2 separate regions of the Homo sapiens genome follow, and region 2 is linked to region 1. A link is an interaction called in ENCODE POLR2A ChIA-PET data of the cell type or tissue named here. Cell type or tissue: IMR-90. All regions are shown on one strand. Each heading gives the region's core, and the rest is flanking DNA. Links, peaks and the distances in the headings are about the cores only.

Region 1 (15,918 bases), core at 5,334-9,333:
ACAGCAACATACACACACCACCTCCACATACACACAGCAACACTTATACACATACAGCACACACGTACACATATACACAGCAACACACACACACAACAGCACACACATACACAGCAACATACATGTACAACACACACATACACAGCAATGCATATGTACACATACAACACACACATGCACATAAACACGGCAGCAGACACATACCACACAGCATATGCATATACACACAGCAACACATGCATACAACATGCATGTACATATACACAGCAACACACATGTATATACACACAGCAACATGCACATACAACAACACACACATACAGCATACATATGCACGTATACGCAGTAACACACATGCACATATAACATCCATGCATATGCACACAGCAACACACGCATACAGCACACACATACACAGCAACACATACATATACAACACACAGCATATCCACATACAGCAACACACACACCACATGCACATACACAGCAACGCACATACACATACAACACACATGCGCATATAGCGATACACATACATATAAAGACACACACGTACTACAACAGAGACACACACGACACACTACACACATACACGCACTGCACATACTCACACATGCACGTGCAGCACACACATATACATACCCCACACACGCTACATGTAGACACATACCACACACATATGCAAACACACCTCACACACACGTACATACACACACACACACACCATGGCTTAGTCTTGTGGGGCAGAGAGGCAGCCTCAGTGGTACCTGTACTTCATGTTTGCCTGGCAAACCACTGAAGCTCACAATGTTCCATAGACTTTATAGACCTGGGTGAAGTTGCCTGAATCCTGAATCCTGAGCAGAGCATGTCAGCTCATAGCTGGGGGTAGGGTGGGGTGGTCTGGGCTCTGATGGCATTAGGAGACCCCCCCTCAGCCTCTGGAGGAGCAAGACCATGAATGGTAGGCACACCAGGGTGCTGGGGGATGGCCTGTGTGAAGACCAAGGAATCCTGGACTGAATGCAGCTTCCTGGGGTCGCTGGGAAGACCCAGGAGCTGGTATTTGCCAAGTGCTGAAAGCAGAGCTGTGGACTGTGTGTGCATTTGTTAACTAAAGTACATAGCAAGGTGGGGACGTGGTGGGTCGATGGGGGTCTGGGATCACCCTGGCACTTGGGAGCTGCCTCCGAGTGTCATTTAGGCTGGGTGGAGGGAAAAGCCATTCAGAGCCTTCGATTCTCCTCTTGGCACTGTCGTTTTTTAGTCCTGTGACTTTGGGCAAGGCCATGAATCATTCTTGGCTTCCGTTTCCTCATCTCTTTAATGGGCATAGTAACACTAGTTGCATCAGGGGGCTTCTGGATGTGCAAGGAAACATTTAGAAATACACACACACACACACACACATACACACACAACCATTTTTATTTTGTTGGCAAAATACTGAAATCTGGTCTGCCCTGCCATGTTTTTAAGGCCCTTTTCTACACATTTGGGAAAGCGAACACTGTTTCCCTGCTGACTCCCTGGGGATCCAGTGGTCTCTTGGTCTGTGAGCAAGCAGTGCTTGGCCCCCCACCCTCCCTAGGGTTTGCAACCAGTATGAGCCAGTTTTCCTGTGCCCCACATTAGTAAATTCATAGTTTGATGATGGACTTTGGAGGCTCCAAACATGAGTGCTACTTGTCCTCCTCAGCAGTGACACTTGTTGAGTGTGTCCTATCTGCACAGTCTCCGGGCGAAGCGCCTCCTGTGTGTGGGCTTTTTACGTCTTCACCACAGCCATGTAGGTAGTTACTGTTATCCATTTTCAGATGAACAAATGGAGACTCAGAGAGGCAAAGAAACTTACAAAAGTCATGCAGCAGGTGAGTGAGCTCTGACCCTCAGGGTTCCCAGCCTCCGGAGCACCTGGTGGTCCCGTCACAGCCACCTTAGTCACAGCCACATGCCCGGCTCACCTGTGCAGGGCCAGGGCCTCAGAGAAAAGGTTGTCCTTCCAGCACTTGGTGGCTCTGGAAGTGAGAGCTGGCCCAGAGGCTTGGACCACGTGCCTGCAACCAACTCCTCTTTGAGTCTGAGTTGGGGAAACTGATTGAATCAGGGTGAGAAGATTTGCTTTTTGTTTTTCCTGGTCCCCATGGAAAGTGCCAGTATTGTGAAATTATGAAGATGGAGTTGAACATGTAAAAATTAAAGTTAAAATTTCAGGAGAAAAATTTCTTCCCATTAAGAATCCATTGTGTTCAACCCAAGCATCCATTGACAGATGAGTGGACAAAAAAAATGTGGTCTATCCAATACAATAGATTGTTATTCAGCCTTAAAAAGGAAGGAGATTCTGGCACAGGCTGTAACATGGATGAACCTTGAGGACATTATGCGAAGTGAAATAAGCCAGTCTCAAAAGGACAAATACTGTCTGATCTTTCCTGCATGGAATAGCTAGCATGGGAAATTCATAGAGGCAGGAGGTAGAATGGTGAATGTGCAGGGGCTGGGGGAGAGTAATGGGAGTTAGTGTTTCGTGGGTGCAGAGTTTCAGTTGTGGAGATGGATGGTGGTGATGATTACACAACAATGCAAAGGGGCTTAATGCCACTCAACTGTGCATGTAAAAAAATGGTTTAAATGGGCCGGGCGTGGTGGCTCACGCCTGTAATCCCAGCACTTTGGGAGGCCGAGGCGGGCGGATCACAAGGTCAGGAGATTGAGACCATCCTGGCTAACACGGTGAAACCTCGTCTCTACTAAAAATACAAAAAAATTAGCCGGGCGTGGTGTCGGGCACCTGTGGTCCCAGCTACTCGGGAGGCTGAGGCAGGAGAATGGTGTGAACCCAGGAGGCGGAGCTTGCAGTGAGCCGAGATCGCTCCACTGCACTCCAGCCTGGGTGACAGAGCGAGACTCCGTCTCAAAAAAAAAAAAAAAAAAAAAAAAAAAGATTTAAATGGTAAATTTCAGATGTCTTTACTGCAAGAAAAAAAAAAAGAATTCATAGTATTTATGGTATTGTACCAGAATCTGTTTGCACAGAAACAGTTAGTAGCATTATTTTTCTATATTTTTTTGTTTGTCTGTTTCTTTTTTGGTTTTTTGAGGTGAAGTTTCGCTCTTTGCCTGTAATCCCAGCACTTTGGGAGGCCGAGGCAGATGGAGGTCAGGAGTTCGAGAGCAACCTGGCCAACATGATGAAACCCCATCTCTCCTAAAAATTTGTCTGCATTTCTTAGCCTAGCAGTCAGCTGACCTGTACATACCTATCACAAACCCATCCACATTTCTTTAAAATATTCAGAAATCCAAACTTAACCCTGCTTCCCACTGGCCTGTGGCCTTCAGACTGAGGGAGAGTTGACTAAGAAATCCCCACTTCTTAGCCCTTTTCCCAGTATAACTACTTTGTTAAAAGCCTTCTTTTCCTAAAGCCTATAATTATGTTTGCCTCCAGGGTACCCAGGAATTTTTTCTTTTAATAAACAAAGAGCATCCTACAATTATCATGATGATTTGTCGAGGGCAGGCCAAGTTCAGACAGGAGGCTGACTCAGCTCTGGAAACTGACACGCACGTGCTGGCGTTTTCGATCCTGGGGGCACCCGACAGCGTTTAGGGGTCAAGAATTAATATTAAGAGCTGGAGAACTAACAGATCCACATAGATGTCCACTTTATACTGCCAGCAAAACGGGACAGCAGTTGGGTGGGATTTGGCCTTCCTGAGGCTGGCGGCACCGTCTGTGGGCCGTGCCATCACAAATGGCTCTAGGTCAACACCTCCAGCCTGCGTGCACTGCAGCATCCGGATGCCGTAACCTGGTGCTGCTGGAGCCACACGCAGCCAGGGCCGGCATGGGCAGAAGCCGGCGGAGTTGGAGCCTGTCGCTCTGTCAGCCCTGATTTGCGGGCTGAGCCCAGTTTTGTGGCCCTGCCTGTAATCTCCCCGAGTTCAAAGAGTGCTTAGCTGCTTGTCTTTGTCAAGAGCGCAGTTGGGGATCTTTTATGTGAAAGATGTAGAATTCTCGGGCAGACTTTGATTATTTATTCATCCCCCTTCGTGGGTGTGTGATCGCGCGGGCACTGCGGAGCCCCTTGTCCTGGCTGCTCTTGCTATGAAATTCATTGAGCTTTAAAGCCCTTTGAAAGTAGCTTTTTGAGGGAGGGGGAAAGTTTTTGAAGTCTTGTTTCTCTCTCCCCCTCTGCAGTGCCGCAGCATCTCTTGCCACCATTCCATGCGCCCCTACCGATTGACATGCGACACCAGGAAGGAAGGTACCATTACGAGCCTCATTCTGTCCACGGTGTGCACGGGTAAGTCCTGCCCTCTGCCTGCTGCTCCTGGCGTGCAGTCACCTGCCATGGGGAGGCTGGGCCGGCAGCCTCAGCCACATCTCCTGCCTCTGTCTTTCTTTTGGGGGTTCCTGATCTACATTGTCCTGAGCGGGCGATCACCTTTGCTATCATGGCCTGGGACCCTGTGTGAGCATGTGCGTGGGCAGTGTATAAACACCAACCACCCCCGAGCCCACATCACCACTTATAAGGCTCTGGGCTTCCTTGGTGTATCTATACATGGTTTGGAGCTCTTTCTTCATCCATGAAGTGGGAATCCTCTCTAGGTCTAAGATCCCATATAAGTAAGGTGATCTTAGGTATCTGTTGTTCCAGCATAATAATTCAGAGCACCCTTTTTCACTTCTTCAAGTGTCCCCCTTTGAATAGTAAATTGTATAGTCACCATACTTAAAAGGACAAGCTCAAAGTGATGCTTTGGGGCCCTTCCTATTCCCAGCTTTGAAGTCCCCAGGTAGAAGGTGTGGGGTCACCCTGTGGTCTCCACCTGCCTAACCCTGTCCCTGTCATACCCACCTGGGGCCTCTAAGCCCATTGGCTGGTGTCATTTCTTGGCCTTTAGGGCTCAAAAGTCTTGGTCTCTGGCTATCCCATCCGTCCTCCTTCCAGGAAAGAAGGCCCCTCCTTCTCCCTACCCCCAAACTCTCCACTGCTCCCCGCACCTGCCTCCAGGAGAGCTCTTACAAAGGTCAGCCAGCCCCAAGACCCCTCTCGACCCAGCATCTTCATGCCCACACCCTCCAGCCCCCTCACCTGTTCATGCCAAGGTGCTGTCTGTGGTTCTGTCCCATGTCTCTGTGCCTGGGGCCAGCTGCCTGCCCAGTGTGCCTGGAATCTCCCCCCAACAGGCCACCTCCAAGCCTCAACCGAGGAGTCACCTCCTCAGGGGCAGTGTGATCCTTCACACTGAGCGGGGGCTGCTGCCCTCAATCCACAGCATCATCATCTGTTTTTGCACCTGCCTCCCAGCCAGCTCTGAGCTCTCCTCTCACCTCTGTGTCTCAATGCTGACATGAATAGGTGTACAACCAGTGCTCGCTGAGTGGAGAGCCTCTCCCCGCCTGCCGCCACCTATGAAGGCACATCCTCCTTCCTCTACCATCTCCCATCCCAGTGAAGTCAGTCAACACTTGCTGGGCCCTCACTGTGCTCACAGCATTGTGCCTCAGCAGAGTCCTGTTTCCGGACACCCATTGCCTCCCCAAGACGGAGCAAACCTGGGACTTCTACTTTCTTTTTAAAAACTGTTTTACTTTTAAATATTTTACTCTGAAATAATTAAGGTCATACAAAAACAGTTCCAAAAACCATAAAGGCTTTCTTGTATATGCTTCACGCAGCTCCTCAAATGTGGGCATCTTACATAACCCAAGACTGACAGAATGCTCTTCACTCACCCACAGAGCTTATCCAGATTTGCTCAGTTGCCCACTAGTGTCTTTTTTTCCTGGTTCAAGACCCAATCCTGGATCCCACGTGGCACTTGGTTGCCGAGACTCCTTCGTCATCTCCTGTCTGGGACGGTTCCTTAGTCTCTTTTGTCTTTCATGACCTTGGCAGTTTTAAAGAGTACTGGCCAGTTACTATATAAGATGTCTCTGGGTTTGGGTTTGCCTGATTGATGCTGTTTCATGATGACATTCGGATCATGCGTTTTGGGGAATAATACTATAAAAGTGATGTTTGTCCTTTGCAGGCATCCTGTCAGGAGGCCTATGATCTTCACGCTTCTCACTGCTGGAAATGTTGATCATTTGGTTATGGGCCTGTCTGCTGGCTTCTCCGCTTTAAAGTTGTCCCGTTCGTAATTAATAAGTATTTTGTGGGGTAATACTTAGAGGATATGGAAATATCCTGTTTCTTATCATATTTTCATCCGTTAACTTATACATCCATCGATGCTTCTTGCCAGAAACAGTCGTTACTAGTGTTTGCCAAATGGCGATTTTCTGTTTCTATCATTTTGTCCACATTTAGTGGTTGGAATTCTCCTGTAAGGAAAAGCTGTCCCGCCTCCCACATTTCTTTGTATATTTGGTTGTCTATTGTTATGCACATGGATGCATGGTTTTTTGTGTGATTCTATGGGTTATACTCTATTACTACCAATATTTATTGTGTTCTTCCAGTTGTCCCAGATTTGGCCGTTGGGGTCCCTTCCAGTTGTCCTCTGTGTCCCGTTGACATGTTGGGAACTTTTTGTTTTATTTCGGTGTGCATACCTGGTTCTCACTTGACTAGGATCCGCTGCCGCAGCCTTATGTCTGCCTGGTGGGTGTTGGAGTCATTTCCACCCTCTGCTCACCTCCAGGGCCCCTCCACCTGCAGGTGGCTGAGACCACAGCTGGAGAAACCTCTGGAAGGTGCATGTGTTTGGAACTAGTTGGGCCACCCAAAAATTGCCCAGTCAGTGGTGTCTGAGACTCCTAGGAGCATCCAGGGAGCTCAGTCCCTATTTGGGAGGGGGTTGCTGTTGCTGATTTCTTGCTCATGAGTCATGTTTGGCTGGTTCCATGACACGGATCCTGGGCATAGCAGGCCTGCCTCAAAGTGCTCCCTGCACGGGATGTTGGTCAGGAGACCTGGGCAATGCTGAGAGCTTTGTGCAGAGACAGTCCATGCTGGAGTGCTTCTGCCTGCAGGTGAATGTCCTGGTTCACCTCTCCCTATACACCTGAAGTGTGTAGAGGCACCACCAGAAGTGTAGGAAGACCCCAACAGCGATGACTGCCTTCCTCATCATAACTGACCTTGTGAACCGGCCCTGCTGTAAATGCTTTTATGTGTTCATGCCGTTTAATCTTCTCAACAACCCAAAAAAGAGTCATTTTGTGTTTTTCCATTTTACAAATGAAGGAACTGAAGCAGCACAGAGTGGGTAGATGACTAACCCTATGGCTCACCCACTTTGCAAGTTAGAAATCAAGTTCCAGCCCCCTGAGCTCAGGCCCTCCGCTGCATGCTGGCCTTTCTTGTGGGAGCGTAAGTATGGACCATGGGTCCCTCTGACGAGTCCAGCCGAGCCCTTCTTGACAGCACCTCGGCCCTTCGTTAGGGCACTGCCCCGAGTCCAGTCGCTCCCAGAACCCCTGGCCAAGCAGCAGCAGTGTCCCCTGGGAGTCTGTTGTGGGTACTGCAGATCCTCAGGCCACAGCCCAGCCCCATTGAGTCAGAGACTCCACGGAAGGGGTCTGTGTCTATGTGTGCCACGCCTTGCAGGTAATGCAGTTGCAGGCTCCAGCTTGACAGCCCTGGCTACAGGCAGAGCCCCCACTGAGAAGGGAGGCCCTCAGTGCCGTCCTTCCCTGTGTAGGTGGGAGCCCTGGGCTGGGAAGGGGCCTGGGTCTTCACCAGGCTTTGCCATGCTCCAGCTCTGGGTAGGGCCTGCTTCCTTCCCTTGCCAGTGAGGGTGGGGTGTGCGCAGAGCACTTGGAGAAGGGGGCCGTGGATGCTGGCATGCAGCAGGGAGGAGTGGCCCAGCCAGAGGCCCACAGAAATGGCCTTGTCCCTCATGGCCTACACAGCTCCTTCACTGGTTGGATTCCTGAAGAGATTCCTAAGGCTGCTGTAACTAATTACCACAAACTTCATGGCTTAAAACAATGTAAACTTATCCTCATATCATTCCGGAGGTCAGAAGTCTGAAATAAGTCTTATGGTACTTAAAATCAAGGAGTTGGCAGGGCTGGTTCCTTCTGGAGGCTCCAGGAGAGACTCTTTGACATTTCTAGGTTCTGGAGGTTGCCTGCATTCCTTGGCTTACAGCCCCGTCCTCACACACATCACCTTTTCCCCCTTGCTCTGTCCTCACCTTGCCCTCTTCCTAGTCTGTGGGAGTTTTCTCCCCTGCTTCTCTCTTCTAAGGACACCTGCTATTGCCTTTCGGGCCTACTGGGATAATCCACTTGTGGCTCCCATTTCAAGATCTTTAAAGTAGTCATGTCTCTTAAGTCCCGTTTGCTGTAGAAGGAAACACTTAACAAATGCCAGGGATTAGGGTGTGGATGTTCTTGGGGGCTGTTATTCAGGTTATTTGGGATCACTGAGCCCCAGTGTGGAGTCTGGCATCAGCCTGTAGAATACAGTAAATCATATTTATAATTTGCATGGGTCTGCAGCAGGCCAGGCACGGCCCTGGGCCCTGGTATATTGTACTGGTGAATCTTCCTGATTGCTCTGTGAGATGGGGGTTAAGCTTCATCTTGCAGATGCAGACATTGAGGCTCAGAGAGGCACAGTGACTTCTGTGTGACATCCCTGCAAGGTAGTTACTTCCGTGAGGGCAAGGAGACCAGGCTCTGGGGTGCAGATCTCCTCCCCAGCCAAGGAGGGGCTAGTCTGGTTAAGCCCCAGTGATGGGCAGCAGCATGGTGCTCCCAGAGCCCCCCGTCCCTACGCGGTCCTGCTGGGGTGGGCTTCCAGCGGCTCCACACTATCCTCAAGACAGTTGGTTCCCGCCAGACTGAGTGGGGGACACAGCAAGAGCCTCGGGGCTGGCCCTGGGCTCTGGAAAGCCCATGCCCTCACCTCTTCCGCCCCCAGTGTCCCAGGTGAGAACCAGGGCAAAGCTTGTGAGGAAAATGGCCCCGTGGCTCTGGCTTCCATGATGAATGTGGTTGGAGCCCGGTGGAGAATCCCGATCCATCAAGCCCATGTTGTAGCTCGCTTCTCCCTGCCAGCACCAAATGTGTCTAATTACACAGATGTTTGCACAGCAAATGAGGTACGGTGTCATCTCATTTCTGTGTCAGCTGAGCCTGAGCCTGAGCCTGCTGCCCTGAGCTGGTGACCATTTCGTGGGTGTGCCCGCCCCTCAGCCCTTGCACCTCCTGCTTTCCACTGCTCAAGCACCCAGACCCCCTCCCCGTTCCCTCTCAGGATCCTGATAGCTCCAGGGAGGGCGCACCCAGTGTGTGCAGGCTCCAGAGAGGTGTTCCCTGCACTCTCTCATTCTGCCCTGCCCTCTGCCCCTCCGGAGTACCTTGGTCATCACCCAAGAGCCTGCCATTGTCAGTTCTCAGCCTGCCAGGCTACCCGCACTGGGACCCATTGCCGAACCCTCCCTAGCTGTGATTAACATGAATTAACTCACCTCAGCTTTCTCATCTATAGAAGGGCCAGATCTGCTGAGACAACCCACATAACCCAGCCAACTGAGTTATTTTGAGAAGGAGACAGGGTAATGTGAGTAAAGCGTCTAGAACACTTTGGAAACATTCAATGGATATGAGCAACAATCGTGATCATTGTTGTTATCCTCACTTGCTGATTTGAGAAGGGGGCCACGGCAGGCTGGGAGACTGGGTGGCAGAGGCCGGCCACAGCATGTCCTTGGGAGAGTTGACTGTCTGGGGACTGTGGCACAGAAGGTGGGGGATGGGGCTGAAGGAGTGCTGTGGTGCGGTGTGGTGGGGGTCTTTCTTTCCCCCAGTTGAGGAATTTGGACTTCCTCCTTTTGGCAACCAGGAGCAGCGGGGAGTGGTCAGATTTATTTTCAGGCAGCTACAGCAGTAGTTAGGGAGTAGACAGGAGAAGGGCGGGAACTGTGGTGAGAGGACCTGCCAGAGCTGCCACAGTGGCCCTGGGGAGAGGGGAGCAGGACCAGGGCTGACCACCCGGCTGTAAACAGGCAGCTGCACGTGGGGAAGGCAGGGCATGGAGGTTGGTGTGAGGACAGCCTTGCAGCCCAGCCCAGCTCGATGGCCTCCTCATAGACACCCAAGCCCACTCCTCTGCAGAGCACCCTTCCCGGTCACTTAAGGTTCAAATGCACAGCAGGCTTGCATGGCTTACTGATGCTCACGTGGTTCCAGGGGAGGAAAGTCACCACCCACCCGTGGACTCCTGCTGCAGTGTCTTTGGGCTGTGCAAACCACAAGTGATGGGGAGACAAATGGGGCAGGGGTGTGTGATTGCTGGTCAAGCAAGGTTCTCTTGAAGCCCCCATGGGGACATCCCTAAGTCTCCAAGAGTCTGTACAAGGGCGAGAAGAGAAGGCCGGCTGTGAATAGGGCCACACACCCCCAGCAGTCTCTCCAACCTTGTGACGCTAACAGGAAAGAGAAGCTCTTTGGATGCCCTCTGGGCCCCCTGCCTCCCAGAAATAGGCTTGCCAGGGTGTCATGGGGAGCAAGGCTGAGGTGTGGCGAGGAAGGGTCCCTAAGTTGGTGCTCCCCATTTCCTCAGTGTATGTGGTCACACAAGCATGAGTCCGGCCTGCCCTGGGCCAGCGTTAACTTGTGTCCTGGAGAGGAATGTAGAAGTCCATGCTCCTGGTTCGGGGGGCTGGGGTGGACCTTCAGCTCCCTATGTTGCTTTTGAGGACCTTTCCAGCCCTGCCCTGCCCTGCCCTGCCCTGCCCTGCCCTGCCCTGCCCTGCCCTGGGGCTTCAGAGAAGACCAATTTCAGCTGCTTCCTGCCCAGAAGGGCGTACAGAAACTGCCCCATGCAGAGGTTCCCAAACCTGGCTGCAGATCTGAACACACAGGGTGGGTCTTAAAGATGCCCATTCTCAGGCCCTGGCCCCAGGAGTTCTTGTTGATTTTCAGACTAGGGTGAAGCCCGGAAATCTGCTTATTTACAGGCGCCCATAGGCCAGAGTTTGGGGACCACTGCAGGCGCCGCTGCTTGCTTGACGTCCGGGAAAGCAGCCCCAGAGCTGCTTGTTGGCTTTCTGGACTCATCACTGACAGCGCCTCGCCGCCAAAACACGGGTTGTTAAAAATCCCCTGGTTCCTCGTGATAACCCATTCACAGACAAGTCCCTCCTAAACCTATTCATATGACCTAAACCTATTCATATTCTCAGCTTGCAAAAGGCAGTGAGTGTATGGGGTGGGAACAGCTGCAGTATCTCAGCCTTCCTTTCTCCTCCTGCCTGGCACCATCTGACCTCTGACATCCACGACTCCACCCCCGACCTGACCACTGCTGATGGCTTCCTGCAGATCTCTTGATCCTGAGCTGTAGTTGGTTTGCATTGCATTGGCAGTCACGGCCCAAGGCCACCCTTCCTGGAGGAGTGACGAGGGGGCTCTTGCTGGCACAGATGGCTCAGGGTTGTAGCTATCAACCCAGGCCCAGGTATGTTAGGGCAATAGAGTGAACGCCAGCTGGTGGGCATGGGGGCCTCACCTCCCTTTCATCTGCATGCTTGGTCACGCAAAATGCATATTACCCAGGGCCTCCGGAGACAGCATTAAGAGTGTCTGAAGCCCCACTTGGTCCCCGAGACTGCATGTTAATGGGGATGTTTAGCCGGGTGTCGGTGTGCCTTCACTTAAGAGAGTAGTTTCTTTGCTGCCACTGGGCCGAACTCATGAACTTTCCAGTCTGGGGGGATTTGAAGATTGCTTTTTCCAAGGTCAGTGTCCCATAAAGACTGCACCGTTCACCATGAGATTAATGAACACAGCAGCCTGCTCAGCCTGTGACTCACCAGTGTCATCCCGGGCCTTTATGACTCTGTCCTCAGTCATTCACTGAGACGGGTGGGTTGAGCAGAAAGATATTTTCTTCTTGATTCTTGGCACAGCACCCGAGGTTCACGATTCATAGAGGATTGGCTTTGTTTGTTTTTTGGGAAGAACCTTCTCCTCCCTCTGCAAACATGCTCGTTTCTTTTCAGAGCCTAGAGGAAGGAGGAGACTTCCGAAAGGCATGTCCACCTGCCCCCTGGGATGAGATGCTGGGTGGGCCCAGCGTCACCCACCAGGCAACTTGTCCTTCCTTTCCACGTGGGTCCACACTGCCTCTCCATCTCCAGGGAGCTCTTCCTTAAAACCGGCTGTTGCTGACCACTTCTTCAGAGCAACTGGACAGCAGGTAGACAGGGAGCCCAGAAACCCTGGGTCCAGGCGATGTGTCGGGCAGCACATCCTTCCACGGCTGTCTGAGGGTAGACCGACTAGATGTGGAGCCTTGGCTCACTGTGATGTAAACGGCCCTGAGACCCCATCAGGCAGGCCCCTCCCCATCTCTGGGCTGTGGGATACTTGGGTCAGACCAGCAGAGGAGCAGTAGCAGGAGTCTGTGCCCAGCCGCCGGCTTATGTCATGTCACCCTCCCTGCAAGGTGGGATTATCACTCCCCAATAATCACTCCCACTTGATAATTGGGGAAACCGAGGCATGGGGAGGCTGACTGCCTTTCCAGTGACACACTCCTAGTAAGCAGCATAGATTACTTACTGGGCATTTTGACCCCCCACCCCTTGCTAAAATCTTCCCCAGCTCTGAGAGCTTCAGATTCCAAAGCCAAGAATGCACTCGCTGGGCTGCGTGGGACAGACAGCTCATTTATAATGGAATCTGGCCTGTAAAAGTTTAACGAGGAGCGTGTGTGATAAGACGGGCTGGTCTTTGATCTTTACTGAACGCCAAAGCCCTCGCACAAGAGGAGCTGCTGGCTCTGGGTTTTGGAGAGAGCCGTGGTGGTCAGCCGAGAGCAGGAGGGGCCAGGGAGTGGAGCAAATCTTGATGTGCAGGCCGAGGTGGGCGTGCAGTGGGGGAGGGGCTGCGGCAGGATCGGGATGAACTATTCGGTTCCTCTCCTGTCCCTCGGGGTCCCCACTGTCGGACATTTCCCCTCCACACCCCCAGTATGTAGACAGAACAGGGTTGAGGCCGGGGCTCACATCTTGCCTATGCTGCTTATACTCTTCACATCCTTGGGCTTGCTTAGCCCCACAAGCCTCAGTGGCCCCATCTCTAAAATGGGGACATAGTGGCTCCCCATGTGAAACTGTTGTGAGGACTAGATGGGTGTCTGTAAAGCATGTAGAAGCACACCTGGGACATACCGAGTGGCGGAGAGACCCCTGCTCTCATCACTGCCCTGCTAACATTAGAAGGAAAGCCAAGTTTCACTGCAGACACCCTGCAGGGTGCTGGGCCAGTGGTGTCCTATTCAGTCCTCCCAACACCCTGTAAGGTGGGGGATTTTCTCCTCAATTCATAGAGGCGAGAACTGGGCGTTCCCAGAATTTAAGAACTTCCCAAGATTGCCCAGCTTGTGAGATCTCACCAAGCCAGAGCTCTTCCCTATGCCGTGATTGTCCTCAGAGAGGAAAGAGAGTCTCGCCATGGTTCTCAGGGCTGCAGTGTGTTGTTTCTGTCTGCAGACATGGAAACAGAACAGTAATCAACCCAAAGGAATTAATCACTAACAGTAAAGTTTCAGGCATTGGTGGGGTGGATTGGCCTTTGAGGTGGGGAGTCCTCTTAGACTGCACATGTTCAGACTGTCCACTCGGTGGAAGCTGACGCCACTGCCAGATGCATTCATTTATTCAGCCAAACTCATTGTTGCTGGATTTATTGTATCCCAAGTGCTGTCACTTGAGGCCACTCCTGCCAGCCCGAGTCAAGGTGTTGCTGAGGGAAAATGTGAGCAGTGCCCTGCCCCTGAGGCACTGCTTAAAAAGGTCAGAAATTGCTGCTGCCCTCAAGCCTCTGTCACTGCAGCCAGCACTGATGGTATGTCTGGTGCCCGTCAAAAAGTACGCTGGACATGTCAGGAGCCCCATCCCTCCATCCCCTCCTTCCAAGGACTGCACCTCTGAAATGTACACTTGGCCTGTGCTGCCCAAACAAAGTAGCAAGAGTTCAGAGTTGCTTAACTCAGTGGGGAATGTTCTTAATGCTCGTTCCTCTGAGGACACTCACCCAGGGACCATGTGTGCCAGCCTCATGCCAGGCACTGGGGATACGGGCCCAAGGAGGCACAGTCTTTTTTAATAGAATTTTTATTTGTATAAATTTATGGGGTGCAAGTCCAATTTTGTGACATGCATAGATTTTGTAGCAGTGAAGTCAGGACTTTTAGAGTATCTATCACCTGAATAGTGTGCATTGCACCCACTAATTTCTCAAACTACATGCCCCTTCTACCTCCAGGAGGCACAGTCTTGCTGCCCACATAGACCCCATGATCTGGTTGGGGAGAGGGCAGAAATTGGCCAATGACAGGGTGGTATGCTGGAAGAGGGGGTATGGGAAGCCCAGAGCACCAGGAATACAGGAACAGAAAGCGCTTATCAGCGGGGACGCATGAAGGCCTCCCCCCACGTCCCAGCCTTTCCCCAACCCCACCCACTGGGGGCCCTACCACCTTCTTCAGGTTGCCCTGTTCCAATGAGGGGCCTCCACTTCCAGGCAGACACCAGTGCCACTAAGGAGGGGAATCTTTTCAAAGCACATACTCATGAAGGCTTGGTAAAAATCAGCAGCACACCCACCTCGAAGAAGAGATATATGTGAGCTGCTCAGGATTCTCCAGCTAGTTTTGACAGGCATCCAGGAAAGGAAATTCCACACACCACTTTGGCAGGCTGGGCCAGAGTTTAAGAATCTCACTGTGGAGGAGTTTCTATCCAGCCCGCCGGCCACCCAGGCCCTTTCTCATCACTAAAACCCAGGCCTCCAGTGAAATATAATGAAATCTCTCCCACTAACGAAGGCCGCTCCCCACAAACCCCACTCCCAAGACTGCACATCTTATCTCCTATTTCCTTATTCCCGCCCATGGCTTTAAACCCTTGACTTTCTGGAAGATTTGGTTCAGCAGTGCTCAGCCCATGGCAGCTTCTATTACAGACAAAGTCCCCCTGTACTCGGAGGTCAGTGGTGCAGTTCACCTGGAGAGGGCCTAAGCAGGACCGACTCCCCCAGGGCCTCCTCCCCGGACCCAGACACATTCCTGGTTCCACTGCACAGAAGGAGTAAACCCAAGGCTTCCAACAGGCCCCACACCTCACTCCTCCCCTCCCTACCCTGCTCCACCAATGTCTTCACTTTGCTAGGAAAAACGTCTCCCTGATAATCCCCTTATCTTTTATGCTTTTTGGGTTTTCTGTTTGCAAAAACTGATAACCTTCTTATTCTGCTCCCAGGGGAAAACTGATAAAGGGTGAGTGCATGAATCAACTGTTGTGGACCACGTGGCTAGATTGCAACCAAGTCCATCTGTATTGCCTCCTTTGTAGGCACAATTTTATAACTTAATTTCCCTACCAAAACATCAGTGTTTACTTAGTAAGAAATCTGCTCTTTGTCAACTGAAAACGGTGATTTCTTTATTACAGCTCTGCATAGGGAGTGACAGCTGAAAGCTGGCCAGGTCTGGTGTGGTGTCCGGGTCTTTGATGGGAACGGGGTGAGTGCAGGTCGCATATATGGGATGCGTGTTTGCTGCAGACGGGGCTAGGGCTGGCCTGGAGGGAGCCTGGACAACAGATAGATGTTGTGGCCAAGAGGGCCCATGGAGTGATCATGTAGACGACTGAGCCTCAGATGATTTCCAGCAGTCACACACATTCACCACCACCACCAGCCCTGAGTTCCCCACCAGCGCCAGCCCTGTAGCCGTCCTGCTCCCGGAATCCCTATCCACTCAGCCAACTTAAACCAGAGACTACTTCTACCCAGCCATCCTTTTAAAAAAAAAATTGGTCTTATTGATTATTGAAAACATGCAAAAGAACAACAAAAGTGGCCAGGTGTGGTGGCTTACGCCTATAATCCCAGCACTTTGGGAGGCCGAGGCAGGGGGATCACCTGAGGTC
Region 2 (14,046 bases), core at 4,628-8,627, 700 kb before region 1:
CATGTTTTCCTTTTCCTTTGGAAAAGGGTACTGGACCAGAGGTCAAGAGATTTGGGTTCTTGTCCAGGCCGTGCCACCCATCAGCTGAGAAACCTAGGCAAATTCACCTCTTTCTCTCTGGGCCTCAGTTTCCTGGTCTATGAAGTTGGGGGACAGACCTGGGTGGTGTCTAAGGGCAAGGCTGCAGCGGGTCTGTGATTTGGAGCACCCCTTTCGCCCTCTGGCCATCTGGGCAGACCCTGGAGGATTTCTGTCTTCCCCGCTGTCCCACTGCTCAGCAGAGCCCTGGCTGCCCTCACCAGTCTCTCCTAGTCCTCTTTTCCTGAAGTGGCTGTGGGATGTTGTCACGCAGGTCCTGGGCTCTGAAGTGGGACAGGCCATCAGAGGAACGCATGGCCTGTCAGGGCCTCCGCGGAGTGGCCCTCCCGCACCCTCACAGCACTGCCCCAGGCGGGCATGAGCAGGGTGTCCAGGTGTCGGGCGGACAGTCCCAGCCCCCGAGGCGCTCTCCACAACTTCACTTCAGCCACAGGCAATCTGTGGCCCTGGGGAAGGGAGTCCAGCTGAGTGAGCTTCACCAGTCCTCAGGCTCAGCCCTTAAGGCTGACTTCATAGATGTGTCTTCAGGGCCTCTTGTTTCTGGAGAGCCTTATCTCCCTCCATTCCTCCCCTAAACAGAGTTGCTCCAATCTGTCTGTTTTACACATTGGTCTTTTTTGTACTCTTTTCTCCCAAGAAGGATTTGTCAACTAAAAATTTGTAAAAGTGGAAAACCCCCTCACCAATCCAACCTCTTCATCTGTGAAATGGGCTTGGAAAAGCACACAGGATTGTTTTGAGGATTAGATGAATCAATACATGGAACTTTGCACTTTGCATTTAGAGACCTGCAAGTAATTGATTTGACCCCACTAGGAAAGCAGAGCCCGTGGAGGGGAGGCGCTGCCAGGAGCGCCCCCACCCTCCGGGAGCTGGTGGCAGAGTCAGGTCCTCTGGACCCTGCGAGAACAGTCAGAAGTCCTTCCCAATCACCTATGTAGTCAGATGAACTCAGGGCCTCTGCTGCCATCTTTGTGGCAAAGACAGAGCTCGGAGCTTATTTTCCCACCTTGAGCTCCTCATTCAGAACAAGTGCACCCTCTCCATCCAAGAAGCGGGTATCAAGGTGTCCTGTCACAGTGCAACAGTGGCTCTGCTGCACAGCTCCTGAGGGAGGGCAGACCCAGCTTCCAGGCTTGTGCCACAGGGTGAGGGATGCTGTCTGCCATCTGTCCCCAGCTGGCTTCCTTTGGCCTGCAGGCCTTGACCCCTCCCCCATCATGCCCTGGGCATCAGACACCCCTCCTTCACTGTTTTCCCTGATGCGGCCAGTCTCTCAGACACCCGCCTTTGTCTTTTATTTACCTGTAAAGCTAACATGGATTGTTTGCTATGTGCCAGGTGCTGGCGGCATAGCAGTCCCCAAGGCTGGTACACAAACCAAAGTGTGAATTCATTCACTTACAGGTGGTGTGTGTGGATGTGGTGTTCCAGGCCACCGGCACGGGCTGCTATCCCCCAGTCAGGGTGTGCGGGGGCACATGGCCCCAGAGGGCAGGGGCTGACATGGTTTGAAGGTCACTGTCCTAACGGTTGGGGAAGTCCTGGGATGTGTCCTAACCCCAGCCTCTTTCCCCTGCTTGGCATCCTCAGTCCCAACTTTCCTGTCTGAACTGTAAGGCTCTCCTGAGCTGATCCCGGCACACCTGGTGGCCAGGTCCCTTATGGTCCATGTACCAGCCCAGCCAGTCTGCTGCTTCCCCCTGAGTGTGGCCCACCCCGACATGGCCTCTGTCTCCTTCCTGGGCACCAAGACCCACGACAGGGCTTCAAGCCCTGAGAAACCTCGACCCCTGGTGGACCAGTGACCCTTCTCTCACCTCCCACAGCATCTGGGTGCCAGAGGTGGGGTAGGGGCAGGCGGGGACCTTGTTCCTATCCTGGGACTCATTTCCCTGGGTGTTGTCTGTTTGGCCTTCTGTCCTTTCATGAGATTTGAGCTCCAGACACCCAGCTAGCACTTATATCGTAGCAAATGTTTGAGAGACGTTGGCTGAATGAGTGAAGGAATGCATTTAACACTACTCATGACTGCGATGCTCCTGTCCCAGAGGAGATGCTCCTGTGGCCAGCGTGGCACCGATAGTGGGACCTGTGTCCTTTCATCACCAGCATCCTAGGCCCTGTTCCCTCCACTCTCCAGCCCAGGTGATCTTTCTTCCTCGGTAACCAATTGCCACAGGTGTATCAGTTTAAAGCAGCAGTCAGTTACTGTCCGCCATGAACTGAGAGTCAGAAGTCAGCATCATATGCCCAGCCAGTGCTCCGCTTGAGTCACAAGGCCAAGATCTCGGTGTGGGCACTCCGGCAGTGAACCTGCATTCGAGTTCTGTGTTGGCAGGATGCAGTTCCATCGAGTTGTGGGACTGAGGTTCCTGTTGCCTTGCCAGCCATGGGCCTCGGGGTTCATTCTCAGCCCCTTGTATTTCCTGACTTGTGGCCTCCTTCAAAGCCACCCGTGGTGGGTTAAGTCCTTATGTCTGGAGTCTCTCTTCTGCCTTCCTTGTTTTGAGGGCTTCTGTGATTACTTTGGGTTACTCAGCTAACCCAGGATCACCTCTCTATTTTAAGGTCAGCCTGTTAGTAACCCCAATTCCATCTGCAAATTCCTTAGAATTCTGCTCCGTACCAGCGGTCAGGCCCAGCTCGGCTCTTCCTGCCCCACAACAGCCACTGCTTAGCAAGAGCTGAGCTGGGTTTCCAGGGAGAGCGAACTCTTGCCTGGCACCCTCCACAGCAGACCAGGGTGACAGTGACACCTGGGCATGGTCCCAGTCAGAGCAGCTGGAAGCTGGTGGGAGTTAAGTTTTCCCTGTAGCCCTCTGGCTGCAGGACATGGGATGCCTTTGCTGAATGTCCTCTGAGGGGCTGGCTTGGGACAGGGGGATGACCTGCGCAGAAAGCCCAGGGAAAATTTCCCTTTTGGCCGGATTTGTGGATTTGCTCATATCAACTTCTTCACAAGGAATCCACAGCCCACCTGGCCCTTGTGCCAGCCTCATTGCCCACCATTACCCCTTGGCCCCAGTCTCTAAATGAAGAGCACGCTGTCACCTCTACAATAGCCTCCTCCCATCTCCCTGCCCCCCCCCACTGCCAGCACACACATACCAGTGCAGTAGTATGCCCGTGGGCATGGACTTGAGTCACCCCAGCCCAGGTGCGAGTCCAGACTCTGTGAACTTGACAGATGACTTAGTTTCCAGCCCCGATCTGTGAAATGGAGATAACCTCCCAAAACTGTGACAGCAAAAGGAAACAATGTAGGAAACCTACAATGCCTCCATTATTTCCCCCCAGTGGTGGCTGTTAACTGCCTCTCAGCAGCAGATTGTGTGTCCCCTCCCTCGGGTCCCACAGGGTATCATCCTGTTTGCTCATCTGACTCTCTGGACTCCCTGTGACTTTCTCAAGGACAGGGACCCATCTCTTATCTCTGTTAGCAGTTTCCAGCACAGGCTCGTACATGGTAAGTGAATCTGGAAAGTGCATGCGGGCAGGAAGACAGGAGCTGATGTGACATCTCCTGTGGGCTGAGCAGCGAGCACGGGAACCTTCCTGAGACAAAGCAGCTTGTCTGAAGCTCACAGGTCCCAGTGTTACAGGGAGGTGCTGACAGTTCCCAGTGTTACAGGGAGGTGCTGCTGGGCTCGCATGAGGACCTCCTGGAGCGTGACAGCCCCTCACGCTCGCACGTGGCTTAATATTTCAAAGCACGATATCATCTGGAGCTGACTTCAGAGACAGAGGTGGCAAAGCACTAACCTCATTTGACAGATGGGGAAACAGGCCCAAGACCCACAACCATGGTTCTCTGCTAACTCTGCAGCTGCATACTTTCCACAGGGCCCTGCTGTTGGCCAGGTGGGCGTCCCTGCCCTGTTTATCAGCTCAGTCCAGTGAGAATGGCTCCCTGAAGAGCCAGACTCTGGCTGGGACCCCTTGAGACTTAGGCTCCTGTTTTAGCAGCTTTTTCCTTCCTTAACCCGTGTATTCATTTAACAAATACATATCAAGCATCTTCCCTGTGCCCCAGGTCCTTGTCCTGGATACACATGTAGCAATGAACTCTTCAGGTGGCTTCTCCTGTGCTGGTCCCTTCTCAGTTCAGGTGTCACCTCCTTCAGGGTCACCTCCTTGACTACCCCACCCAAAGTCATTCTCTCACTTGCGTCTCCTTATTTCTCCTTTTTTTATATGGTCACTTTAGAAAAAGCTGGAAAACGCAGACTCGTTTAAAGAAAGAAAATGCTGTAGTCTTAGCACCTACAGAAGATCACTGTGAACATTTTACTGTGTTTTTCCTTCCAGTCGGTCTACTCGGCAAAGAGATGTCATCCTCCACATACCCATTTGATTCTGCTTTTTTACTTATGGTTAATTCTAAAACTCACTTCACATTTTAACGTCTCTGGATCTTGCACTGTACAGTGGCTGATGTTTTACAGGCACTGTCAGCTGGTGTTAACATTCAGTTCTTTCTAGAGGTGGTTGTATTTGTTTCTGCCAGTCACCTGGGGGCACTGCCAACTTGACATAACCTTAAACTTAAATTCAGTTACAGCATTTGCTTGAGGTGTTTCCAGACCATATGTTTGTGCAAATTCAGACTCAAACCAGCATGAGTACTGGCTTGTGCACGTCCTCAGGGGCAGTTTTGTTCCCTCCCTGCATCCGGGTCCATGGCTGGGACACTGGCTCTTTCTGCCTGACGAGGCTGTTTATCATTCTCCTCCCACCAAAGAAATAGCCCTTTAGGATCCCAGCTTTACTTAGACGTCCCTTATTAAATAACCATTCTGGGTATTTTTTTCTTCCTTAAAGGTACGTGAAATGGTGGTGTGTTCTCTAATCAACAGTGTCTTAAATGTGATGAAATGCCATAGATAGAAACACTTCTCAGATTTCCATAAACATGTGAGCATGTTTTCAGTGGCCCCACAATATTACATTAAGGGTAGTGCAATACTTTACTCACCCATTGCATTGTGTATTTGAGTTAGTTTCATTCTTTTATGAAATGAAGGGACTGCGCTCTATCTTACGGCTTCTTTGCATCCAGATTGTTTTTAAGGGTAGATTCTCAGACACAGACATGCCATGGTGAAGGAATGAATACAGTAGTCCCCCCTTATCTGAGGTTTATCTTTCCAAGTTTTCATTTACCTGCAGTACACCGAGGTTTGAAAATATTAAATGGAAAATTCCAGAAATAACTCCTAAATTTTAAATGACACTCTGTTCTGAGTAGCGTGACAAAATCTTGCTCCATCTAGCCTGGGACGTGACCCCTCTCTTTGTCCAGCATCTTCACACCGGGCGTGCTCCCTGGGCGATCACATCAGCTGCCGCCAGATCACTGTCCCTCTGTTCAGGTCACCCGTGTTTGACTTAATAATGGCTCCAAAGCACAAGAGTACTGTGCCTAATTTACAAATTAAACTCTATCGTAGGTGTGTATGCACAGGGAAATACATAGTGTGTATAGGGGTTTGGTACTATCTGCGGCTTTGGGCATCTACTGGGGGTCTTGGAACATATCCCCTATGGATAAGGGGGGACAACTTCATTCTAAAGACCCTTGACACATAAAGCCTAGTGTGTCTTTTTTTTTCCTTTTTTTTTTTTTTTTTTTTTTTAGATGGAGTCACTCTGTCACCCAGGCTGGAGTGCAGTGGACTGATCTCGGCTCACTGCAATCTCCACTTCCTGAGTTCAAGCAATTCTCCTGCCTCAGCCTCCTGAGTAGCTGGGTGGTACAGGTGCACCACTATGCCTAGCTAATTTTTGTATTTTTAGTAGAGATGGGGTTTCACCATCTTAGCCAGGTTGGTCTCAAACTCCTGACCTCAGGTCATCTGTCAGCCTTGGCCTCCCAAAGTGCTGGGATTCCAGGCGTGAGCCACTGTGCCCAGCCTTTTATTCTGTTTTCTGTGTTATCTTTGAGGAAATGGAGTCAGTGCCACCCCGAGTTGTGGTGTGAGTCTGCTTGTATTGATAGCAGCTGGCAGAGCTTATTTAGAAAACTCCACAGGGTTGAAGAATTAAAGAGGCTGAAATCAAAGGTAGACTCAAGTATAGGGCTGTATAATATTAAAAGTCAACTAAAAACAGGGCTAGTGTTGACATGTTTGTGAGTGTGCAAATGCAGAAGTCAGGGTTTTCCGCGTCAGATCACAGCCTTCAAATGTTATGAACAACACAGTGAGCATTGGGATCATTTAATTTGAGGCATTCACATATAATTAAATATAATTAATTCAAACTAATATTTTGTGGAGGTGAGTGGGAAGCTTCCTGAATTATGGAATTAGGCAATCCAGGTATCAATTGTACTTAAGTTGACATTACTAAAATATTTTCAAAAGTTTTCATGTACAATTTAAGTTTTTTCCCCAGTCTTATTTGCACTCTTAATTTACTCAGCAAAACATTTTTTTCTTGGACAAAGGTCATTCCCAGCCCGGCTCTCACCTGGCTTTGTCATAAATTCCAAGAGAGTGTGATGTGGACAAATGATGTGCTTCCTGCGTCAGAAACAGACGTTTGTAAAATTGTAATCCTAATTTCACTCTGGGTTGCCTTTCATTCTTCCATTGCCAGGTGCAAAGCAGCAAAAAAGTAAAATAAAATAAATGCCTCTGCACGCCACTGAGAGCCAGGCCCTGGAGTTACCCCATGAACAGTGTGGGGCTCCTGACTTAAAGGGGCATCCAGCAGTATAGCAGGCAGCACGGCCTGATGACTCGGGCCACAGGAGCATGGCCCTCCCCTGTCAAAGCTGACTTCTCGTTTCTCAGGACAAAATCCATACGCTTTACCGTGCCCTTCAAGGCCCTGGCTGACCGGCCGTGGCCCATCTCCCTGGCCTCACCTCACTGCCCATGGGGCTCCTATGGCCACCTCAGCTTCTTTCTGCTCCTCAGACTCCCAGACTGGAGCCGTTGCTGCCTCAGGGTGTTGCTTTATGTGTTTTCACAGATGCCTTTAGGGGAGATAGACCTAAAAGAGTCTGGGCAACATGCACAGCCTCCAAGCAGTTCACTCATCACTCAGCTACTATGGCCAGACTGCCTGCTAGTGCCCGGTAGGTGCCAGGCCCTGGGGAAGGAAGCAATGCCCTGTGGCCCTTGTTCCCAAGGACCGAGCACTTTTCCACGCAGTTAAGGTGCACAAACACAAAACACCGAATAACGCTGAAAGAGCCCAAGAGAGGACCAGAGGTCACTGGGCTGAATATGATGAAAAGTCAACTAAAAACCAGAAAAAAAAAAAAAAAAACATTGGAAATAAGCTATAGGGCAGCGATCAGGGAGAAGCTTGTGCTCTGAGCTGCAACAGAACCCCAAGGAGACCACTATCAAGAGGGTGCCCTGGTGTAGTTAAGCATGGGCCAAAGAAGGGACCACCTGGGTTCAAACTTGGCCTTGTCATTTCAGCAGCTGTGTGTCCTTGACCAAATGGCTCAGCCTCTCTGAGTCTAGGTTTTCTCATCTGTACAATGGGGATAATAATATCTACTTCACAGGATAGAGGTGAGATAATAGAGATACAGGCCTGGCACATTCAGTAGATGCCCGCATGGGCACGTACTCCCCTCCCACGCCCCACCCTGTGCTGGTGTAGAAGAGAGTGCCCAGGAAGATCTGTGCTCGAGTCAGCTGGGCATAACTAAGGACACCTTAAATTGTGTAACCAGGTGACAGGCACCTCATTCATTCTCCACCCTGGGGCTGGTTCTGCTTTATAAATTAAGGGGGCCAGGGTGGCCCAGAGGTCCCCAGATGCAGGTCCAAATGCAGCATTGCTGGCTACATACAGGCAGATTCTGGGGCCTCACCCCGAGAATCTTGGTGATTCAGACTCACCAAGTCAGAATCCTTGCGGGTGAGGCTCGGAAACCATTTTTGTAAGTCTTCCCAGGTGATTCCAAGTACAGCCAGGTCTTCGCACCCACACAGCCAGACGGCCCCTGAAAAGCTTTCTCAGCCTTTGCAGTCTGTTTCTGGCCGCATCAAATGTGCTGAGCAGTGTGGGTTTGGTTCAGTGTTCATCCCCCACTTTCATCAGAGACAGGGGGCTTCTCTTGGTCCTCACTCATGGGAGGAAGCCGCAAGCGGAGACGACTAAGTGGAGAAATAAATCTCTAGCAGCTGCCTGCTGCCCTGCTCTGGAGGTTGTCTGCGAGGAGGAGAAACGGCTAACTTCCAAGAACTGGGGTGCTTTCTCCCCACCTATCAGCTGAATCGAAACTGAAAATATGCCTCCGAGGCTGGAGATCCGTGACAGGCTTGAAACCTTGACAAGCCAACCCTTCTCATGTGGCTGCTTTCCACCTAAGAAAGAAAATGAAACTCCTCGGAGTTCCTGCTGGTTTTAGATTTTTCTCTGGTACAAACAAAAATTATTTACTGTCACTGAGGTTCTTTCCAGATTACCCCAAACAGCCATAACTTTCCCAGCTTTATCTGGGGGGTATTTGGTGTGGTGAATTGCTGTTCATATAGTGAATTCCTATTGCATATCCAGCGTTACTAGATTTCCCCCGTGAAGACAGGTCATCTCTTGAGCTCTGAGTGCTCTTACAGAGCAGGGGGGTTGAAGAAAGAGGTTCTCCCTGATGGTTTCTGAGTGGGTGCTTTAAAAAGCTCAGTAAGAGCCTGGCACAGTGGCTCATGCCTATAATCCCAGCACTTTGGGAGGCCAAGGTGGGTGGATCACCTGAGGTCAGGAGTTCGAGACCAGCCTGGCCAACATGGTGAAACCCCGTCTCTACTAAAAATACAAAAATTAGTTGAGCATGGTGGTGCATGCCTGTAATGCCAGCTACTCAGGAGGCTGAGGCTGGAGAATCACTTGAACCTGGGAGGCAGAGGTTGTAGTGAGCCAAAATTGTGCCATTGTACTCCAGCATGAGCAACGAGCGAAACGCCATCTAAACAAAACAAAACAAAACACCTCAGTAAGAGTGGAAGTGGTTTACGACTATTGATGCCACAACAACAGATACATCAGCAAAAGGAAACTTCAGGAACAATATGGTCGGGATGGAGGTGTTGGACGTTGTTTTTTCTTTTAATTAACAAAAAAACAGGAACACATTTAGTAGTAAACAGAGGGCCCAGTTTTCTCTTTTTGGTCTGAAAGGGGCTTCAAAAAATTGTATTCAGTGTTAAATAGAATAACAATGGCAATGAAGATAGTGAGAAGCGCTACCATCTGTTTAGCATGATGTCCGCGTGGGGACTGGGGGAGAGATTTGCTCCCATTACGGGGGAGACTGAGGCTCAGAAGGGTCAAGTGCCTGGCCTAGGCACCTCGTCCTGTTAGAGGAGGGCACAGCTGCCTGCTGCCCCTCCTTCCCCATCTCTGCCTCTCTAATCTTCCTTGAGGAAGATTCCATCAGAGGTTTTAGTTACATATTCCTACACCATGCCTGGAACATAGTAGGTACTCAATAAATCCAACTTTTCCTGAGTTAGTGGTGAGGAAAAGCTGGACTCAGGATCAGGCTGCCTGTGAAGTCTGGCCTGTAGCTTGCCAGCTGTCCCAGCTTCAGGGTCCTCACACCCAGATGTGTGTGTAGTAACAGAGCACTTCTTGCCTGCAACAGTGCCTGGTTCCCAGTGTATGCCAGTTGACTGATCCGTATTATTATTTTATCTTAAGAGGACTTCCAGCCTCCAGAACTGTTGATGAATAAATGTTTGCTGTTTAAGCTACCAGTGTGTGATACTTTGTTATGGCAGCTTGAACAGACCAGAATATTTAGAAAATAATTATTTAAAAAGGACCTTTTTTTTTTTTTGAGTTGGAGTCTCGCTCTGTCGCCCAGGCTGGAGTGCAGTGGTGCAGTCTCAGCTCACTGCACGCTCCACCTCCTGGGTTCACGCCATTCTCCTGCCTCAGCCTCCCGAGTAGCTGGGACTACAGGTGCATGCCACCACGCCCGGCTAATTTTGTTTTTGTATTTTTAGTAGAGACGGGGTTTCACTGTGTTAGCCAGGATGGTCTCGATCTCCTGACCTCATGATCCGCCCACCTCGGCCTCCCAAAGTGCTGGGATTACAGGCGTGAGCCACCGCGCCTGGCCTAAAAAGAACTTCTAAGCAGACATTTGATAGAGCACTGACATGGGTGGACGTTCATTCTGACCCATCTCTGTGCTGCGGTGGAGGCAGGCTGCTCTGGGAATGGCCGTGTGCAGGATTGCTGATGCCCGGGGTGGGGTGCCCTCCTGTTTAGAGAGGGGTGCTGTTACAGCAGTCAGGCTCTCTTTGATCTTTACCCATTGGTCTGCAGACTCCCCGTTAACCCTGGCAATGCTTCGCCATCTTATCTGCCCCCTTTCTTTCTTGGATTAAAAAGAGGCCCTAGGCAATACCATTCAGGACATAGGCATGGGCAAAGACTTCATGACTAAAACACCAAAAGCAATGGCCACAAAAGCCAAAATTGACAAATGGGATCTAATTAAACTAAAGAGCTTCTGCACAGCAAAAGAAACTATCATCAGAGTGAACAGACAACCTACAGAATGGGAGAAAATTTTTGCAATCTATCCATCTGACAAAGGGCTAATATCCAGAATCTATAAGGAACTTTAACAAGTTTATAAGAAAAAAGCAACCCCACTCAAAAAATGGGCAAAAGATATGAATGGACACTTCTCAAAAGAAGACATTTTTGCAGCCAACAAACATATGAAAAAAAGCTCATCATTAGAGAAATGGTCATTAGAGAAATGCAAATCAAAACCATAATGAGATACCATCTCATGCTAGTTAGAATGGTGATCATTAAAAAGTCAGGCAACAACAGATGCTGGAGAGGATGTGGAAAAATAGGCATGCTTTTACACTGTTGGTGGGAGTGTAAACCAGTTCAACCATTGTGAAAGACAGTGTGGCGATTCCTCAAGGATCTAGAACAAGAAATACCATTTGACCCAACAATGCCATTACTGGGTATATAACAAAAGGATTATCAATTATTCTACTATAAAGACGCATGCACACGTATGTTTATTGCAGCACTGTTCACAATAACAAAGACTTGGAACCAACCCAAATGCCCATCAATGATAGACTGGATAAAGAAAACATGGCACATATACACCATGGAATACTATACAGCCATCAAAAAGGATGACTTCATGTCCTTTGCAGGGACATGGATGAAGCTGGAAACCATCATTCTCAGCAAACTAACACAGGAACAGAAAACCAAACACTGCTTGTTCTCCCTCATAAGTGGGAGTTGAACAGTGAGAGCACATGAACACAGGGAGGGGAACATCACACACTGGGGCCTGCCAGGGGGTTGGGGGTTAGGGGAGGGATAGCATTAGGAGAAATACGTAATGTAGATGACGGGTTGATGGGTGCAGCAAACCACCATGGCTCTTGTATACCTATGTAACAAACCTGCATGTTCTGCACATGTATCTCAGAACTTAAAGTATAATAATAAAAAAAAAAAAGGGAGAAAAAAAAAAAAAAGAAAGAGGCCTTCTGGAAGTTGTGTTCTAACCCCTGTGAAGATCAGTGTTTTGCATGTAGCTTTGGAGATGCGATGGGAGTGTGAAAAGTCACTTACTGTTTGGGTCTGTGCTAAGAGCCCACCCACTTCGTGCCAGTGGAGCACCTCCTGCAGCATTCCACAAGGAGTGCCGTCTCTAGATAGCATGTGAGAGGGTGGGCAGCACGGGTCAGTGTGGAGACCCAGGTGCCATGTCCCCACCTGCAAGACTGGATTCTAGCTTTTATTTTGTCCCAACCCCTCATTTGGACACAGCTGGATTCCTCTCTTAAGATAAAATAATAATACGGATCACTTAATAATAATACGGATCCCAGTGGCATACACTGGGAACCAGGCACTGTTGCAGGCAAGAAGTGCTCTGTTACTGCACACACGTGTGGGTGTGAGGACCCTGAGGCTGGGAGAGCTGGCAGGCTACAGGCCAGGCTTCACAGGCAGCCTGATCCTGAGTCCAGCTTTTCCTCACCACTAACTCAGGAAAAGTTGGATTTATTGAGTACCTACTATGTTCCAGGCATGGTGTAGGAATATGTAAGTAAAACCTCTGATGGAATCTTCCTCAAGGAAGATTAGAGAGGCAGAGATGGGGAAGGAGGGGCGTCAGGCAGCTGTGCCCTCCTGTATCAGAACGAGGGGCTGTCGGGCCAGGCTGAGGAGGACAGAGGCTGCAGAACCCCAGAGAGTCTCAGCTCTCCAGCCCAGGTGCAGCTGCCCCTTGGGCAGACAGCCTGGAACACATCTGCTCATTAGTAGCCTACCCAGGCAGCTGGCCGAGCGCCTGTCCCTGAAGGCCTCCCTGAGCTCAGAGGCTCCCGAGCCCTGGCACTGTGGGTGCAATCCCCAGAGCTGCTTTCCCAGGCTCGTTGCACAGGCAAGTGCAGCCCAGGTGTCTGACAACTTTGGCTTCAGCGTCATGGCCTCCACATCGAAGCCGTTGTGGGACACCCAGGAGTCTGAGCTCAGCAGTGAGCTCGGAGCTTGAGCTTGAGCTTGGGTTGCAGAATCCAAAAATCAATTAATGTGGGGCTTGGGGGGAAATCTGTCTGACCGGTGGTTTGGCAAAATCTTCAATCACTGTGAGACAGAAGATGTGTGCTGCGTGCTGTGGCTATGGTGCGCATGGCTGCAGCTGCTGCCAAATAGGAAAGGCCCCCACAGTGCCTCCATCCCCCAGCCCTGCCTTTCCTCCCAAGTGCAGTGGGGGTGTCTTGAGGCGAGGGGCTCTCTAGGCACTATGCCTCCTCCATAGTCCTCCAGACCCCCTTTACTTGAAGACTAAGCAACTAGCCCTTTGGCAGTCAGTTCTAAGGGTGAGGGGCCTGAAGTGTCAGCAAGGGTCAGAGCCAGGCGCCTGGCAGAGGCTGGAGGGGCAGAGGCAATGGTGATGGGAGCCAGTGAGGCCAGAGCATGAGCCAAATCTCCCCTCTGATCATTTTGGACCAAGTGCAGTGAGCATGAGTTGGAGGTGTCCTCAAATTGCAATCCTCTGGGGTCTTCCTCTGTCTCTTCTTTTCGGGTGAGTTTGGCAGCGGATGTGAGGAAGGTGCTCTTCATCAGTCGCTGGGTTCATGAATGGTCCTCATTTCCTGAATCCTTCTGGATCATTCTCTGAATTCAGCAGGGGCATGTCTCCCTGGGCTGACGGGTGGGGCTCCAGGTGCATCTGGCTGCAGCACTCTGGGAGGGGGCCCGAGGTGCATGCAGATCTTGAGTGGGTCTCAGAGAAAGAGACACACAGGCCCCACATGCGTGTGCACACGCACACATGGGCATGAATGTGGGTACGAGGCATGTGTGCTCCACACGCTGACTTCACTGGGAACACTGACCCCAGCTGCAGAGAGACCGGAGCAAGGGCTGAGGGAGGCAGAGTGAAGGAGCGCTCATCCCTGGGAGGGCGCCTGGGAGGAGAAGTGAGTCATTGACCAGTGGTCATGGTGAGTTTGCCTTACGGAGCCATCTCTGGAGCCTGAGGTCACAGGGTCTCTGGAACTGGCCCTTCAAGTTCCTGGGAAGGGTTTTGACAGGGAAGTCGTCCACAAGGGCTTTCCCCCACTGGAACACTGCCTAGCCTTCTCAGAAACGCCCCATGTCTGTGGCAGGCTTGGTGTTCCTCCTGCCATTCCAGGCTTTCTGCTGCCCCTCCCCTCCCCTCCCCTCCCTTCCCCTCCCCTCTCCTCTCCTTTCCTTTCCTTTTTTTAAATAGAGATGGGGTCTCCTCATGTTTTCCAAACTGGTCGCAAACTCCTGGGCTCAAGCAGTCCTCCCACCTTGGCCTCCCAAAGTGCTGGGATTACAGGTGTGAGTCACCTTGCCCAGTAATTTGTGTAAGCATATACCTTGGATTCTCTACTAAACCGCCTAGTCTTGCCAGTCACTTCCTAGTCTTTCCTGCCTCCTGGC

What was found. ChIA-PET counts read pairs that join two places held together with the same protein. Peaks named below come from ENCODE experiments on the same cell type or tissue, not always from the same donor. Only the 100,000 strongest peaks of a DNase experiment are listed, where the experiment ranks them.
Region 2: POLR2A ChIA-PET joins it to region 1 with 7 read pairs; 2 of 35 experiments call an interaction of 5 or more read pairs at or near these places.

What each region holds. Positions count from the first base shown.
Region 1 is chr2:120,923,154-120,939,071 of GRCh38, forward strand. It overlaps GLI2 (GLI family zinc finger 2), which reads left to right. Exons shown (of 14, transcript NM_001374353.1): 3 at 4,208-4,313. Among named protein-coding and RNA genes, the nearest start is that of GLI2, 200 kb to the left of the region's middle. RefSeq lists an enhancer at 11,304-12,503. In IMR-90, for the core only: no CTCF peak of the experiment used is centred there; a DNase peak (open chromatin) is centred at 6,868; H3K27ac peaks cover 488 bases.
Region 2 is chr2:120,224,101-120,238,146 of GRCh38, forward strand. It overlaps LOC105373583 (a long non-coding RNA gene), which reads right to left. Exons shown (of 3, transcript XR_923259.3): 3 at 11,096-13,651. Among named protein-coding and RNA genes, the nearest start is that of TMEM185B, 7.7 kb to the left of the region's middle. RefSeq lists enhancers at 1-256, 7,058-7,107, 7,840-8,049, 8,290-8,639, 13,803-14,046. In IMR-90, for the core only: no CTCF peak of the experiment used is centred there; no DNase peak of the experiment used is centred there; H3K4me3 peaks cover 545 bases.